2 separate regions of the Homo sapiens genome follow, and region 2 is linked to region 1. The links are chromatin contacts, found by Hi-C or POLR2A ChIA-PET in ENCODE. All regions are on one chromosome and are shown on one strand. Each heading gives the region's core, a stretch centred on a gene start or an enhancer-like site at or near the end of the contact. The rest is flanking DNA. Distances are from core to core; before and after follow the strand shown.

What was found. Hi-C counts contacts between places; a loop is a spot of excess contacts on that map. ChIA-PET counts read pairs that join two places held with the same protein, here RNA polymerase II (POLR2A). Pooled maps may share reads with other maps.
Region 2: a loop to region 1 is called in a map of Right ventricle myocardium inferior, with 4 times the contacts of the local background. The contact joins two enhancer-like sites. A Hi-C loop is called at or near these places in 1 of 168 maps with a recorded cell type or tissue (Right ventricle myocardium inferior), 1 of 37 single-sample maps with no recorded cell type and 5 of 50 pooled maps. POLR2A ChIA-PET finds 5 or more read pairs at or near these places in 4 of 52 experiments (AG04450, H1, MCF 10A and 1 more).

Annotation. Positions count from the first base shown.
Region 1 is chr20:50,622,898-50,630,234 of GRCh38, forward strand. The region is part of intron 2 of RIPOR3 (RIPOR family member 3); the gene reads right to left. Among named protein-coding and RNA genes, the nearest start is that of MIR1302-5, 12 kb to the left of the region's middle. RefSeq lists enhancers at 2,107-3,068, 5,944-6,541. Within about 2 kb of position 3,385, at least 7 of the 41 ENCODE cell types and tissues checked have a DNase peak (open chromatin) inside an H3K27ac peak, as active enhancers do.
Region 2 is chr20:50,574,956-50,582,292 of GRCh38, forward strand. It overlaps PTPN1 (protein tyrosine phosphatase non-receptor type 1), which reads left to right. Exons shown (of 10, transcript NM_002827.4): 6 at 3,465-3,674; 7 at 4,213-4,374; 8 at 4,748-4,971; 9 at 6,310-6,505. Among named protein-coding and RNA genes, the nearest start is that of MIR645, 7.2 kb to the right of the region's middle. Within about 2 kb of position 2,401, at least 14 of the 41 ENCODE cell types and tissues checked have a DNase peak (open chromatin) inside an H3K27ac peak, as active enhancers do.

The DNA.
Region 1 (7,337 bases), core at 2,135-4,634:
CTTTTACATGCAAGCTGTTGTTAGAATCATCACATCCTATCTGTATCTTTCCCCTGGCTCACAGCTTAGAAAACATTAGGTGCAGGCCAGGCACTGTGGCTCACACCTATAATCCCAGCACTTCGGGAGGCCAAGGTGGGTGGATCAACTGAGGTCAGGAGTTCAAGACCAGCCTGACCAACCTGGTGAAACCCCGTCTCTACTAAACAAAAAATTAGCCAGGCGTGGTGGTGGACACCTGTAATCCCAGCTACTCGGGAGGCTGAGGCAGGAGAATCACTTGAACCGGGAGGCAGAGGTTGCAGTGAGCCGAGATCATGCCACTTCACTCCAGCCTGGGCAGCAAGAGCAAAACTCTGCCTTAAAAAAAAAAAAAAAAAAAGAAAAAAAAGAAAATATTAGGAGTTTGGTAAATATTAAGCTCAGCTGAACGGGGGAAAATACAGTATCCCAAGGGGATTAGAGAACAGAGAACCTGGCCCCTGCAGGCAGAGCGGGATAGCGAGTGCACCCCTGGGTGTTCCCAGCTGGAGACAGAGGGAGCAAAGGTGGAGAATGGGACCTGGTATGCTCTGGGAGTGGATGCAAGGAGCAAGGTTTGACCCAGGCAGAAGTGGGAGTCTGCAGAGGGGCCTGGACCTGGGGCCTCTCTAGTTTTGGGGACCCAGGATGTGTGAGAGGAGGAGAAGGGCAGCTCCCAGAGAAAGTCCAGCTTCCAACACCTTTACAATGACAAGTAATGTCTCTGTAGAGCAGAGAAACTAAGCTCAGGCCAGGGCTAGTGGGCTGCTGAACAGCTGACACCACAAGCCCAAGGGCCTCAGGAGCCTGGTGAGAACACGTGAGCCTAAGTAACTGGGGGCACCTGCTGCCGCCAGGAGCTCGCTAAGGGCTTTATAGAAATATCTCGACTTTCACAACCACCCTAGGAGACAGGTATTATTCTTATTATTATTTTGAGATGAAATTTCGCTCTGTCGACAGGCTGGAGTGCAGTGGCACGATCTCTGCTCACTGCAACCTCCGCCTCCCAGGTTCAAGCGATTCTCCTGCCTCAGCCTACCCAGTAGCTGGGATTACAGGCATCTGCTACCACGTCCAGTAATTTTTGTTTTTTTTAGTAGAGACAGGGCTTCACCTTGTTGGCCAGGCTGGTCTTGAACTCCTGACCTCAGGTGATCTGCCCGCCTTGGCCTCCCAAAGTACTGGGATTGCAGGCATGAGCCACTGCACCCAGCCATTTGTATATATTTAATGTTAAGTGATGCTTTCCAAAGCCCACAGGGGCTGTGCTCCCTCTTCCCCTTGCCCTCCCTGAGGCCCCATCACCCACCTCTTGAACCGGGCCCTCCGCAAGTTTGCCATCTTGAGGCTGGCAGAGACGGTCAGGGCTGCAGACTCGGGAAAAGGCAGGTTTCTGAGAGGTTAGGGACCCCGGCAGGTGGGCAGCAGGCAGTGGGGCAGGAGCTCGCTCACTCCCAGCTCCTGCCTCCAGCCCCCAACAGGTGTGCACCGTTGGCCCAGCCCCGCTTCCATCCACCTGGGGACCTTATACCCTCGCTGCTGCAGCCACACCTGGATGCACCTGCTCCCGGGAAAGCTCTGAGCCTAGTGCTCCTTGTGTGAGGTTTAACAGGACAGGCTCAGTGGCCACTCTGAGAGCCCGCCCACCCGGGGAAGGTGATGCACATGCAGCCTCCAGATGGCCAAATCAGGCAGCATGTCTGGCCCAGGTGTCACAGAAGCCGGGGCAGGAAGAGCCTCTGGGGCCGGATGTTTCACCAGGTCTGGGAGGACTCAGTAAATATTAAACAGCCCCTGGCATGCCAGACAAGCTTCCAGACGGGCACGTGCAACCTGCCGGCCCCAGCCCTCACGTGAGGTTGCTACAGCAGTCCTTCTGCCTGGTGTGGTTGGCAGAGGCCTTGGTACTCGGCTGTTGCAAGTGCAGGCTCTGGAGGCAGACAGGGCCGGGCTCAAGTCCTGCACCTGCCCCCAGCCTCCAGGCGGGACAATTATAGGACTGACTGCACAGGCTTCAGGTGAAGACTCCATGCAACAAGGACGTGAGCCAACCATTTACCCAGGTGCCTGGCGGTGCTGGCCACTGGGTGATGATGACAGGCATGCACTCGGCACTTGCCAAGCTCAAATTCTGCTCTCAGTGCTTTTGTTTTTTTTTTTTTTAATTGAGACAAGGTCTTGCTCTGTCTCCCAGGCTGGAATGCAGTAGCGTGATCTCAGCTCACTGTAGCCTCCGCCTCCTGGGCTCAAGTGATCCTCCCACCTCAGCCTCCTGAGTAGCTGGGACCACAGGAGTGCACAATTACACTCGGCTAATTTTTTGTAGTTTTGGTGGAGACAGGGTTTCACCATGTTGCCCAGGCTGGTCTTGAATTCCTGAGCTCAAGTGATCCGCCTGCCTTGGCCTCCCAAAGTGCTGGGATTGCAGGCGTGAGCCACCACGCCCGCCTGGCCTGCTCTTGGTGCTTTACATGTATGGACTCATTTCTCCTGACACAGTCTTTGAGGTCAGGCCCCCTGGTACCGTCCAGGAAACTGAACTTGCATCACTCGCCTCTGGCTCCAGAGTCTGTGTGCTTGACAGCTTCACAGGCAGGGCTGGATATGAGCCGCCTCTTTCTCCAGCCTCCTCTCCTTGAAACTTAATGGCTGCTATTTCGTTTTCACACCCACACTTCTTAGCCATCCCAACAGAGGAATTCCCAAGCTGAGGAGGATGTCCCAGTGGCTCCTGGCTCGGGGAGTACCTGCCTGACTGCCTGGGGGAGGGAGACCTGGCTGAGGAGGGGCAGGAAAGGGGGAAGGGCAACCATGCCTGTCAACTGGGGCAGAGTAGGACAGTATCGGGGCCTGGCCCTCTCCTCCTTCATCCTCACTGTTTATCCTCTCATCTCTCTATCCTCCCACCCCCCAGGTCCAGCTCTTGGGAAATGGCCTTATTATGTCAATCATTCACACCTTAGTATAAAATTTCCCCACCAGGTTACTTCCCCAAGTGAGCCATCTGACTGTGGAGTAAAAATCCCTGTCTATAGTGAAAGGGGTTTCAAGGTGCCAGAGTAGGGGTCAAGGTGGTGATGGGAAGAGAAGGGGCATCAGCCCACCCTCTCCATGCAGAGCCCTGCCCTCCTGCCAGGTTGTTTGCCTTGACAGTGCGGCTGCGCTTCGGCCTGCTCGGGTTACCAGGGAACAAGGCCAGAAGGTGGGGCCTGAAACCCAATCAGGCTCCAGCCCTGGCTCCAAGGGTTCAGACCCCAGGGAGCTCGACGGAGACAGGAAGTTAAAAATAGATGCACCGCTTCCCCGTCGGTGTGGGCAGCTTCTTCCTTGCCCTCACACAAGGGGGCGGCAGAGGCCAAGGCCAGGTGGGGGCTGCCCAGGGACCTCCGAACCAGCCCAGGCCCAGCATCCTCTGGCATCCTTGACAATCAGATGGGGGACAGGAGGGGTCTGAGATATTAGAGCCATCAGGGCTGTCTTTCCTAGACTAGGACTTGGACACTGTGGGACCCTTGCTGACGGCCAGCGAGCCCTGGTGTCAAGGGGATGGATCACCTCTGTCCTCCTTCCTCCCAAAGAGCTGATCCCAGGAATCCAGGAAGGGGCCAACGAGAGGCAGAGGCCTACCGTGGGGGCACTCTCTGGGCAGAGCTCCCCTCTAGGGCCTGAGGGGACATGTCCCATGGATGCAGGACATTCAGAGGCCCCCACAGGCCTGGCAGGAGGAGAGCTGCAGGCAGGGCCAGTTGTGAAATTTGTGGGGTCTAGTGCGAAATAAAAATGCAAGGCTCTTTATTCAAAATTTATCAAGAATTTTGGGCCAGGCGCGGTGGCTCACGTCTGTAATCCCAGCAGTTTGGGAGGCCGAGGTGGGTGGATCACCTGAAGTCAGGAGTTCCAGACCAGCCTGGCCAACATGGTGAAACCCTGTCTCTACTAAAAATTAGCTGGGCATGGTGGCACATGCCTGTGATCCCAGCTACTCGGGAGGCTGAGGCAGGAGAATCACTTGAACCCGGCAAGTGGAGGTTATGGTGAGCTGAGATTGTGCCATTGCACTCCAGCCTGGGCAACAAGAGCAAAAGTCCGTCTCAAGAAAAAAAAAAAAAAAAATAGCCAGTGTGGTGGCCCATGCCTGTAGTCCCAGCTACTCAGGAGGCTGAGGCAGAAGAATTGCTTGAACCTGGAAGGTGGAGCTTGCAGTGAGCCTAAATTGCACCACTGCACACCTGGGTGACAGAGCAAGACTCTGTCTCAAAACACACACAAAAAAATTGTATTAAGAATTTCTATTTGGTGCCAGGCACAGTGGCTCACACCTGTAATCCCAGCATTCTGGGAGGCCGAGGCAGGTGGATCACCTGAGGTCAGGAGTTCGAGACCAGCCTGACCAATATGGTGAAACCCTGTCTCTACTAAAAATACAAAAAAAAAAAAAAATTAACTGGCATGGTGAGGCACACCTGTAATCCCAGCTACTCAGGAGGCTGAGACAGGAGAATTGCTTGAACTCAGGAGGCGGAGGTTGCAGTGAGCCGAGAATATGCCACTGCACTCCAGCCTGGGCAACAGAGCGAGACTCTGTCTCAAAAGAAAAAAAAAAATACAAAAATTAGCCGGGCGTGGTGGCACGCTCCTGTAATCCCAGCTACTCAGGAGGCTGAGGCAGGAGAATCACTTGAACCTGGGAGGCGGAGGTTGCAGTGAGCCAAGATCGCGCCATTGCACTCCAGCCCGGGCGAGAGAGAGAAACTGTCTCAAAAAAAAAAAAATTTTGGGAGGCTGGGGTGGGAGGATCATTTGAACCAAGGAGGTCAATGCTGCAGTGAATCGAGATCGCACCACTGCACTACAACCTGGGCGACAGAATGACACCCACAAAAATTTCTAGAGCACAACAGCAGAGCGTTCAATCAAAGTACAGAGCACAGGCTACACGCTCATGAAGCCGCCCTTGGGTACAGGGTCTGCAGACCCTACCCCTCCTTCCAGACCACACAAGGGTCCCTACAGTGCTTCAGTGGACCAGCCCCACTCCAGGGCACACAGCTGGGAGAGGGTCACCTGGGCCGGATGGCCCCCTGGCCAGGTAACCCGCACAGCTGACCTTCCCAGCCTTGATTACAGACCCCTGCAAGAAAGTGGGGGACTCTGATAAAGCCCAGGAAGAGGCAGCTCAGAAATGGTTAAGTTGAGAAACAGCATCATTTCCTGGCCGGTTTATACTTAACCCCCTCTTTGCAGCACTTATGGAGTGCCTGCTGTGTGCCTTTCTCAGGCAGCACCCACTCTTTCTGTTCTCTGAGGCTTGGAGTTGGGGCACTGAGCACTAACTGCTCTGGAGCCTGGGTCAAATTCTTCTCGTCTTGGGGCATCAACTTAAACCCTTCCCAGGCTCCCCTCCACTGAGAATGTGTCTCAAGGCCTCACTGCAGCCCATGAGGCTCCGCAGGGTCCTCCTCCCTCCCTGACTGCTGTCACGCATGCCAGCCGCACACCTGCTTTCTGTCCCTTAAAGCTCATTCCCACCCAGGACATCTGCACTCGCAGCTGCCTCCCGCCGCCGAAGGCTTCCCGGCCCACCCCCATCTGCACACGCGCAGATCCACTTCTTCTGTCCCTTCCTGCCTCCACTCCCCATGCCCCTGTCTCGTCAGGCTCTCCCAGGAGACCATGGGTGCCCTCCCCCACCCCCAGTTCAGTTCCCTCACAGCACTGCCACCAGCTGGATCTGTCTCAATTATCACTGGCTTATTGTTTGCTGCCATCAGCTCCCAGGACAGCAGGGCCTGGGTCTGTCCCCAGAGCCCAGGACAGGGCCAGAGTAGGTGCTCCGTGAATATCTGCTGCGTGAACAGGGATTCCTAAGGTGCTTCCAGCTGGGACACTCCAGGATCTTAACCCTGGGGTCCCGGCACCACCACCCATGGGAAGGGAGCCCCCAGGGAAAGGTTAGTGAGCTGGGAGGGCTGACCTCAGGGGGGTGGAGGTGGGGTCCTATCCCCGCAGCAAATGCCCCTGGGAAGGAGCTCAGGGAGCACACACAGGAGGGACCTGGCCTGGTCTGGAGCTCAGGGGTCCTCCCCCAGGACCTAGCAGGAAGCCAATGCCTGCAGGTGATTCAACGGGAACTGGAGGTGGAGGAGTGGGGTAGGAGCTCCAGCGGGAGGACACACATGTGCTGAGGCCCTGAGGCCGGGAGGGGAGGGAGGTAGGCTGCTGGGGCCAGGTCCCAGGGGCCTCTAGCCAGGAGGGCGCTGGGTTTATTCTAAGTAGGTTGGGAATCTTTGCAGGGTTTCAAGTCGGGGAAGAGCATGGTGGGATTTTATTGTTGACTGACTCACTGACCTACTGAGTTCTGCACTCTGCTCTGGCTGGGGACCCCGACCTGTCCACCCCGTTGGCTCAGACAGACAGAGGTTTGGCCCCTTCAGGATGTCGATAAACTGCCCCAGTCCCCAGGCCTGCCTGCTCGTAAATGGTTCCCTGGGGGCTTGCACAGTGCCTGGCATGAGGCCCTGGAGCGAGGGGGCAGCAGGCCTGAGCTCATCGGGCTGTGGCCTCCAGAAGCAGAAACAACCTTCCTCCCAGGGACTTAGTACCTAAAGCCGGAGGAGACACAGGACGGGGCAGCAGGCAGGGCCTGGCCCGGCCAGCACCCCCAGGGAACTCAGCCACAGGGTCAATGCTGCCCCCCAGGCCCATCTGTGCCAAGCCTGCTCCCTCATCCGGTAACCCCCCACAGCACCAGCTGCACCGGCTGCTGGCCCTGCCTCCCTCGTGGTTCCTTCCCGACAGCCCCGTGAGCAGGGTGCACCCACAATTCCCATTGTTCAGATGAAGACAAGGCTGAAGAGGTGAGGTCACTTGCCCCAGGTCACAGAGCCAGAAGAGGTGGCCCCATTGCCTAGTCTTCCAGACAGGAAGAACATTCCTTCCCAACCCCGCCCGTGGAAGACCCAACCCTGGGCCAGTTTTGCTGTGTGACCTTGGGCCAGTGGCTCCACCTATCTGAGCCTCTGGTTTTTTGGTTTTTCTTTTTTGGTGTTTTTGTGGGTTTTTTTGAGATGGCATCTTGCTCTGTCACCCAGGCTGGAGTGCAGTGGTGTGATCTCGGTACACTGCAACCTCCACCTCCTGGGTTCAAATAATCCTCCCACCTCAGCTTTCCAAGTAGCTGGGATTACAGGCATGTGCCACCACATCCAACTAATTTTTGCATTTTTAGTAGAGACAGGGCTTCACCGTGTTGGCCAGGGTGGTCTCCAACTTCTGACCTCAAGTGATCCGCCCGCCTTGGACTCCCAAAGTGC
Region 2 (7,337 bases), core at 1,151-3,650, 49 kb before region 1:
GCAGCCTGCAAGTCCCAGTGAAGCATGCTGCCTTCTTTGTGGTCCTCAGTCTTCGAGTCTGAAGAGAGGGAAGAAGGGGTATAGGGGCTCACTCCAGTTTCATAGCTAGTGAAAGTTTTCTGGGCCAGGTCTTGGGTTTTTTTGTTGTGGGAAGAGTTTATAACACCAGCTACTTGCTTGGTAAAAGTTGGTCTTGGAACATGGCAAGGCATTGTGGCAAGCAGCACTGCCGCTGAACGCGCTGCTCCTGGGGCTTTGGAATAATTCCCCTGGATCCGTAACTTGGGGGTGTTCATGTCATTCTGGGGAACAGTGGAGGGAGTGCGCGGCAGCACCTGGGGGCACCAGTGAAGAGTGGCCAGCCACCAACCTCTAGAACCTAACTGGGGTCGAATCCTGGCCCCACCTTACTAGCTCATCACAGTGTCTCCGTTTCCTCTTCTGTCAAACTCAGGTTTTGCGAGGGTTCTGGGAGGTCCTATACGGGAAGGGTTAGCAGTTACCATGGGTGTGTAGCACGGGCTTTATCTGAAGGGAAGGTGGAGCCGTAGGGAGACCATGTGGAGTGGGGCTCCAGGGCTGTGTGGGTGGGGAGGGATCTGCTTCTGGGTTACCCCATGCCTCCCCTTCTCAAGTACTACTTTTTAATCATCATGGCTCCTGCCATTCATTTCATAGTTGATGTAAGCCAGGTGCGGTGGCTCACGTCTTTAATCCCAGCACTTGGGGAGGCTGAGGCCAGGAGGATCACTCGAGGCCAGGAGTTCAAGACCAGCTTGGGCAACATAGTGAGACCCCCGTCTCTACAAAAAAACAAAAACAGTTAGTCAGACATCGTGGTGCTCCCCTATAGTCCAGCTACTCAGGAGGCTGAGGCAGGAGGATTGCTTGTGCCCGGGAGTTCAAGGCTGCAGTGAGCTATGCTTGCACCACTGCACTCTAGCCTGGGTGACAGAGCAAGACCCTGTCTCAAAAATAAATAAATAAAAAAAATAGTAGAAGTAAGATCTAGAATGTAGCACAGGTTACCAGGACGTAGGCAAGGGGTTCGGGCTGCCTGGCTCTTGAGGATGGTAGCAGTGCAGCTGATGTGAGTGCTTTCTGCCCTCTGGTGGTGACCGCGCCGGAGTCACCAGCCCTGCCATAGCCCTGATGGGGCAGAGGGTTCTGAGTACGGTGGATGGAGGTGCTTTCTGGAAGATTCTCAGGAGTAACATGGGCAGTGTGTTGGAATGTGCTAGAGGATTTATGCAGTAGCCTTTTAAAAGAATGCTTTTTAGCATTTGCAAGCCTGACATTAAGAGTGACTTCTGGGAAACTATTTGCTTGTTGAGGGAAACTGAATTTCAACAGAGCAGAAGAGCTGTGCGCTTTTTGCTTGGCAGAGTGAATACAGCCAGCTCAGAGGTTTTGATGTTAGGATCTGTTTGCTCCAACAGACTTTGTTTTTAAAAGGCTTTTCTCAGCCATAGCTGTCTGTTCTAGCACAAGGCTGGAATGAGTTCCTTGTGAAAGAGGTGAGCAGGTGTGAGGGAGGGTGTCAGTGGGCGGTAACCCACACCTTCAAGGATTAAAGGAAAACTTGCATTTGGCATGCTTGCTTCTTATTCAATTTTAAAATACATTTTAACGGCCGGGCACGGTGGCTAACACCTGTAATCCCAGCACTTTGAGGGGCTGAGGTGGGTGGTTCACGAGGCCAGGGGTTCAAGACCAGCCTGGCCAAGATGGTGAAACCCCATCTCTACTAAAAATACAAAAAAAAAAAAAATTAGCCGGGCGTGGTGGCGGGCACCTGTAATCCCAGCTACTCGGGAGGCTGAGGCAGAGAATTGCTTGAACCCAGGAGGCGGAGGTTGCATTGAGCCGAGATCATGCCACTGCATTCCAGCCTGGGCGGCAGAGCAAGACTCTGTCTCAAAATAATAATAATAATTTTTTAAAAATACATTTTAAGTCCTTTTCTTCCCCACCTGCCTCCACCCACCAAATAGAAGAGGTATTTCTTCTTCTTTAATGTCATTAAGGTTATATGGATACCATTTTCTAGAGAGGAAAGAATGATGGAATTGCCTAGTGTGAGTCTAGCAATTATCCTAACATACACAAATTTCTCCTTGTTCTGTGCCAAGATACTGTATTTAATATTTAATGAACATTAAATATTATTTACTAGTGTATTTAATGGCTGAGGCAGGGTTAAATATGTATTATTTTCATCCCAGCAGAGTTGGGGGAGGTCCTAGTAACTATGCCATGAGCTCTGTGAGGGTGAGGTGGTGTCTTTGCCCCCGCCTCCCTGGCACAGTGACTGGCACATGATTGGCATAGTGTGGACATTCGTCAAGTGAAGGAAGGCATCATGAGCAGATCTCTGGCCTGAATCCTTCTGCCATCAGCTGCTCGCCAGGTGGCCCTGGCACTGGGCCACAGGGAAACTCTCCAGGCTGGTATGGTTCCTGTCTGTGGCTGTCTTCCCGGGCCCATGTTAGGAGACTTTCACTTCCAGAGCCCTTTCCCTCTCAGGGCCTTGCTTACCAAGTGACTGGTTCCCATTTACTAGGAGCTCTTAGGTCATTGAAGATGTTGCGTACTCCCCCCAGTGAGGGCTGCCTTTTGATCACAGCCGCCAGAAGCCTCAAGGAAGGAGCAGAGCTGGAAACAGACGCCAGGCCATTGCTTCTGTTCCTCTGGGGCAGACCCAGCCACGGAAGAGACATTCTGGGACAAGGGCTGGGGTCCACCTTTCAAACGTGTCTGCAGCAGGCTCTCAGCATGGACTCTCTGCCTCCAAACATCCACCTCCTCATCGGAAAATGGATGGGAGTGCCTGCCTGGAGCAGCTGGTGGGAGAGCGCAGCGCCAGCACGTAGGACACACTCGGTTCATGGGCTGATGCCGTTCGCATTGACTGCCTCTTCAGCTGGGTGTTGAGCCACACCTTGGAGTCACCAGTCTTTGGAGACCAAGTCTGCTACTTTTTTCTCTAAAGTGACAATCCTCTGAAACCTCCAGATCATCTTGAAGCCCCCGTCTGAAAGTTGCCCAGAGCCAGTGCCTCACCTGCTGTTCCTTGTTCACTTTTTCACGGGAGGCCTTGCAGGGCTTTATGACAAGATTTTATGGGTGGCTGCCCAGCATCATTGTGACTCGTGAGACAGAGAGAAACCAGTTGTAACCATGTAGACAGTGGAAGTGATAGGGAGAAAAGAGGTGAGGGGACTCTTCAATCCGAAGGGAAATGAAGTCTAAGCAGGCGCACCCTGCAGGTTCAGTGTCAAGCCCAGGGCCTGGCCCCAGGGTGTGGTATTTGTTGACTGGGTGTGTGGACCCTGGGAGAAAGTCTGAGAATGAATGTTCCTCTTAGAGGTAGAGAGTGGAAGGTGACTCTGTGTGTACTTGGAATTAGTGATTTCTGTACAGATGATTCTTTTAGAATCATCATGAGTATTTTTCTCTTTCAGACCCAAGAAACTCGAGAGATCTTACATTTCCACTATACCACATGGCCTGACTTTGGAGTCCCTGAATCACCAGCCTCATTCTTGAACTTTCTTTTCAAAGTCCGAGAGTCAGGGTCACTCAGCCCGGAGCACGGGCCCGTTGTGGTGCACTGCAGTGCAGGCATCGGCAGGTCTGGAACCTTCTGTCTGGCTGATACCTGCCTCTTGCTGGTAAGGAGGCCCTCGCGGGTGCCCTGGGGAGCTCCTCTACCTGCTCTGCTGTGATGTTTTTTCCTAAGTAGAAACTGAAGCGCTCCTCTTCCAAAATACAGAGACTCACTGTGTTAGTCTGTTTTTGCGTTACTAATAAAGGCGTACCTGAGACTCGGTAATTTGTAAAGAAAAGAGGTTTAACTGGCTCCCGGTTCTGCAGGCTGTACAAGCATGGCACCAGCATCTGCTCGGCTCCTGGGGAGGCCTCAGGGAGCTTCCAGTCATGGTGGAAGGTGAAGGGGAGCAGGAGCAAGAGATGGGGGAGGTCCCAGACTCTTAACCAGCTCTCTTGTGAATGCATTGCCTCAGGGAGGGCACCAAGCCTTTCATGAGGGACCTGTCCCCCTGACCCAGACACCTCCCACCCAGCCCCACCTCCAACACTAGGGATCACATTTCAGCATGAGATTGGGAGGGGACAGACATCTAACGGTGTTATTAACGTTGCCCTTGAGAATTGGACCTGGCTGACTTATATCTCCTCTCTGGCTTTCAGATGGACAAGAGGAAAGACCCTTCTTCCGTTGATATCAAGAAAGTGCTGTTAGAAATGAGGAAGTTTCGGATGGGGCTGATCCAGACAGCCGACCAGCTGCGCTTCTCCTACCTGGCTGTGATCGAAGGTGCCAAATTCATCATGGGGGACTCTTCCGTGCAGGTCAGCATTGCCTTTGTTTGAATCCAGGTGTGACCATTTTAACTTTTTTGTCTTTGAAGGAGGCTGTCAGTTGTAAAAGTTCAAACACCGTCTGGTGTCAGGGGAAATAGCTACCCTTCATGTTTAAAATAGCTAGAAAGTTGTCAAAATGTTCACCATGTTGCACTTTGTGCCTTTGAAGTGCTCACATAGAGAGCATTGATAGGAAGACGAGACTTTATTTTCAAAAGATTTCATCTTCCAAGTACATGGCTGCAGCCCTGAGAGGCCGAGAGCCCCTCGCCAAGCCGTCACCTCTGCTCATGCAAAGGGATTTCCTGACAAACCAGCCGAAGTGAACACTAATAGGACTTCCTCTTGCTGCTCTTTCAAGGATCAGTGGAAGGAGCTTTCCCACGAGGACCTGGAGCCCCCACCCGAGCATATCCCCCCACCTCCCCGGCCACCCAAACGAATCCTGGAGCCACACAATGGGAAATGCAGGGAGTTCTTCCCAAATCACCAGTGGGTGAAGGAAGAGACCCAGGAGGATAAAGACTGCCCCATCAAGGAAGAAAAAGGAAGCCCCTTAAATGCCGCACCCTACGGCATCGAAAGGTAATATGATTGGGTCCCAGCTTGTTGGGGTGAGGGGAAATGACTTTCTGTTCTAGAAACACACGCTGGTACTGAAACCCTGTGGATGCAGCCTCCTGTTGGCAAGCAGCGCTTCCGCATCCTTGGGGAACAGGGCGCGTGGACCACAGCCACTCCACTCCTGGCTGCTGGAGGTCCGGTATTGGGCACAGGGTGGCCGCAGGACATGAGCCACTTCTGTGGGCTTCTAGTGCCACCTTGTGGTGCTTGTTGGAATGAGGGGCTCGGAGCCACCGAGTAGGGTTTTTCTGCCCCCCCTGACGACAGCGCCCTCCCCCAGGTTTCCGGACAGTCCTGAAATGTGATGTCCAGGCTTGAGTGCCCTCAGTCCCCACAGTGGTCCTTTGGGGAATGTAACCTTTTTTATGTGGTCTTGATTAAATCCCATTTTACTTCCTTGCAGGTTAACAACCATTATTGAGTACCTATTGATATGTGTGGTGTACTGAGTTAACTAGAACATGTCCCCTGGTCTGTGTTCTAGACCATCTTGCTGGGAAAAAGGCAGACCCAAAGCATATTTTGGTGGGGGCCCATGGACAGTGATGTGATAGAGGTGTCCGCTGAGGTGGTCAGGGAAGGCTGCTTGCAGTAGGTGGCCGTGCACGGAAAGTTTGCAGAATGAGCAGGTGTTAGTTCCAGCTGGAGATGACTGCCGGCTGTGCCCTTGGTACCTGCTTTCTGGAGGGAAGTTTTAAGACGTGTGCATACTTGACCCAGCAGTTGTATACATGGAGAAATTTACTTTGCAGCAACTCTCAAAACAAGCGTGTAAAGATGTGTATAGGTAGTTGTGTTTGTTGTGGCATTGTTTGTAGTAGTGAAAAATTAGAGACAGGCCAATGATATAACCAGGGACCTGATCAATTATGTTCTCTCCCGGTGTTGGGATATTCTGTAGCTCTTAAAGAATGAGATCTGGGTGTACTGATGTGGCCAGACATTGCAATTGCAGTACATGAGAAGGCAAATCATACAGTAGTGTGTACACCAGTGAGTCCTCCAGCCAGATAAATCCTCACAGTGACCAGTCGCCCAGGCACCTTGTGAACCCTACCCTGGGTGTGGGTGCTATCTGAAGTACCTGGGGGAGGGGGTGACAAGTGGACTTCAGGCTGATGTGGGCCCTGGCCTGGCCCTCCCTCCAAGCAGAGGGGGCTGGCTCGCTGGAAGGTTAACATCATCCAACTCTGTCTACACGTGGCTTGTTTTTTCCTAGAATTCCTGCCACAATAGCAGCATCCTTGCCATTCATTTTCTCCAAAGTGAGTAACCCATCTCTGCCCTCTGATTCCTCAGCATGAGTCAAGACACTGAAGTTAGAAGTCGGGTCGTGGGGGGAAGTCTTCGAGGTGCCCAGGCTGCCTCCCCAGCCAAAGGGGAGCCGTCACTGCCCGAGAAGGACGAGGACCATGCACTGAGTTACTGGAAGCCCTTCCTGGTCAACATGTGCGTGGCTACGGTCCTCACGGCCGGCGCTTACCTCTGCTACAGGGTATGTTTCCACTGACAGACGCGCTGGCGAGATGCTCGTGTGCAGAGAGCACTGGCCGCTAGCCCGATGGTAGGATTCAGTTCTGTGGTGCATCTGAGCCAGTCTCAGAAGAAACAGATCAAAGGTTTTTAAAGTCTGGAACTGTGGAAGGGCTAACAAGAGAATTAAGGATCGATGCACTGGGGTTTTAAGGAGCCCTCTGGTCCCAAGAATATAAGAGTCTAATCTCAGGGCCTTAACCTATTCAGGAGTAAGTAGAGAAAATGCCAAATACGTCTGTTTCTCTCTCTCTTTTTTTTTTTATTCCTTTGTTTTTGGAAAAAAATAGAGTTACAACACATTGTTGTTTTTAACCTTTATAAAAAGCAGCTTTTTGTTATTTCTGGAACAAAAAAAAACAAAGTAGGCACTTATGAAACTTTCTCATACCCTTAGGTGATGTAATCAGCCATATAATTTATATTTGATTTCCCAGGGAAGGAATCCCAAACTTTTACGAATGTAAACTCCCTTGGAGAAGAGGGTTAGGACGCTGTTGCGCTCAAGCCCCCCTCAGCTGTGTGCACACTGAGCCAGGACAGGGTCTTTGAGCTTTCCCACTATAAGAAGAACAGCAACAAAAGGCCGTCTAGAAAAACAGAACCTGCCTCTGCTTCTGCTCAGGGTGTCCCCGCTGGGTTTCCATTGTCCTTTCTCCATTGCTCCCTCCTGTGACAGCCATCTTGCTCATGTACCAGCCCTCATCACCCCATCCCCATAAATGGGTGTCCTCGAGGCCTCTGCCTGGGGGTCAGAGGTCACCACAGGGTGGCCATTGGCATGTCAACCCGCT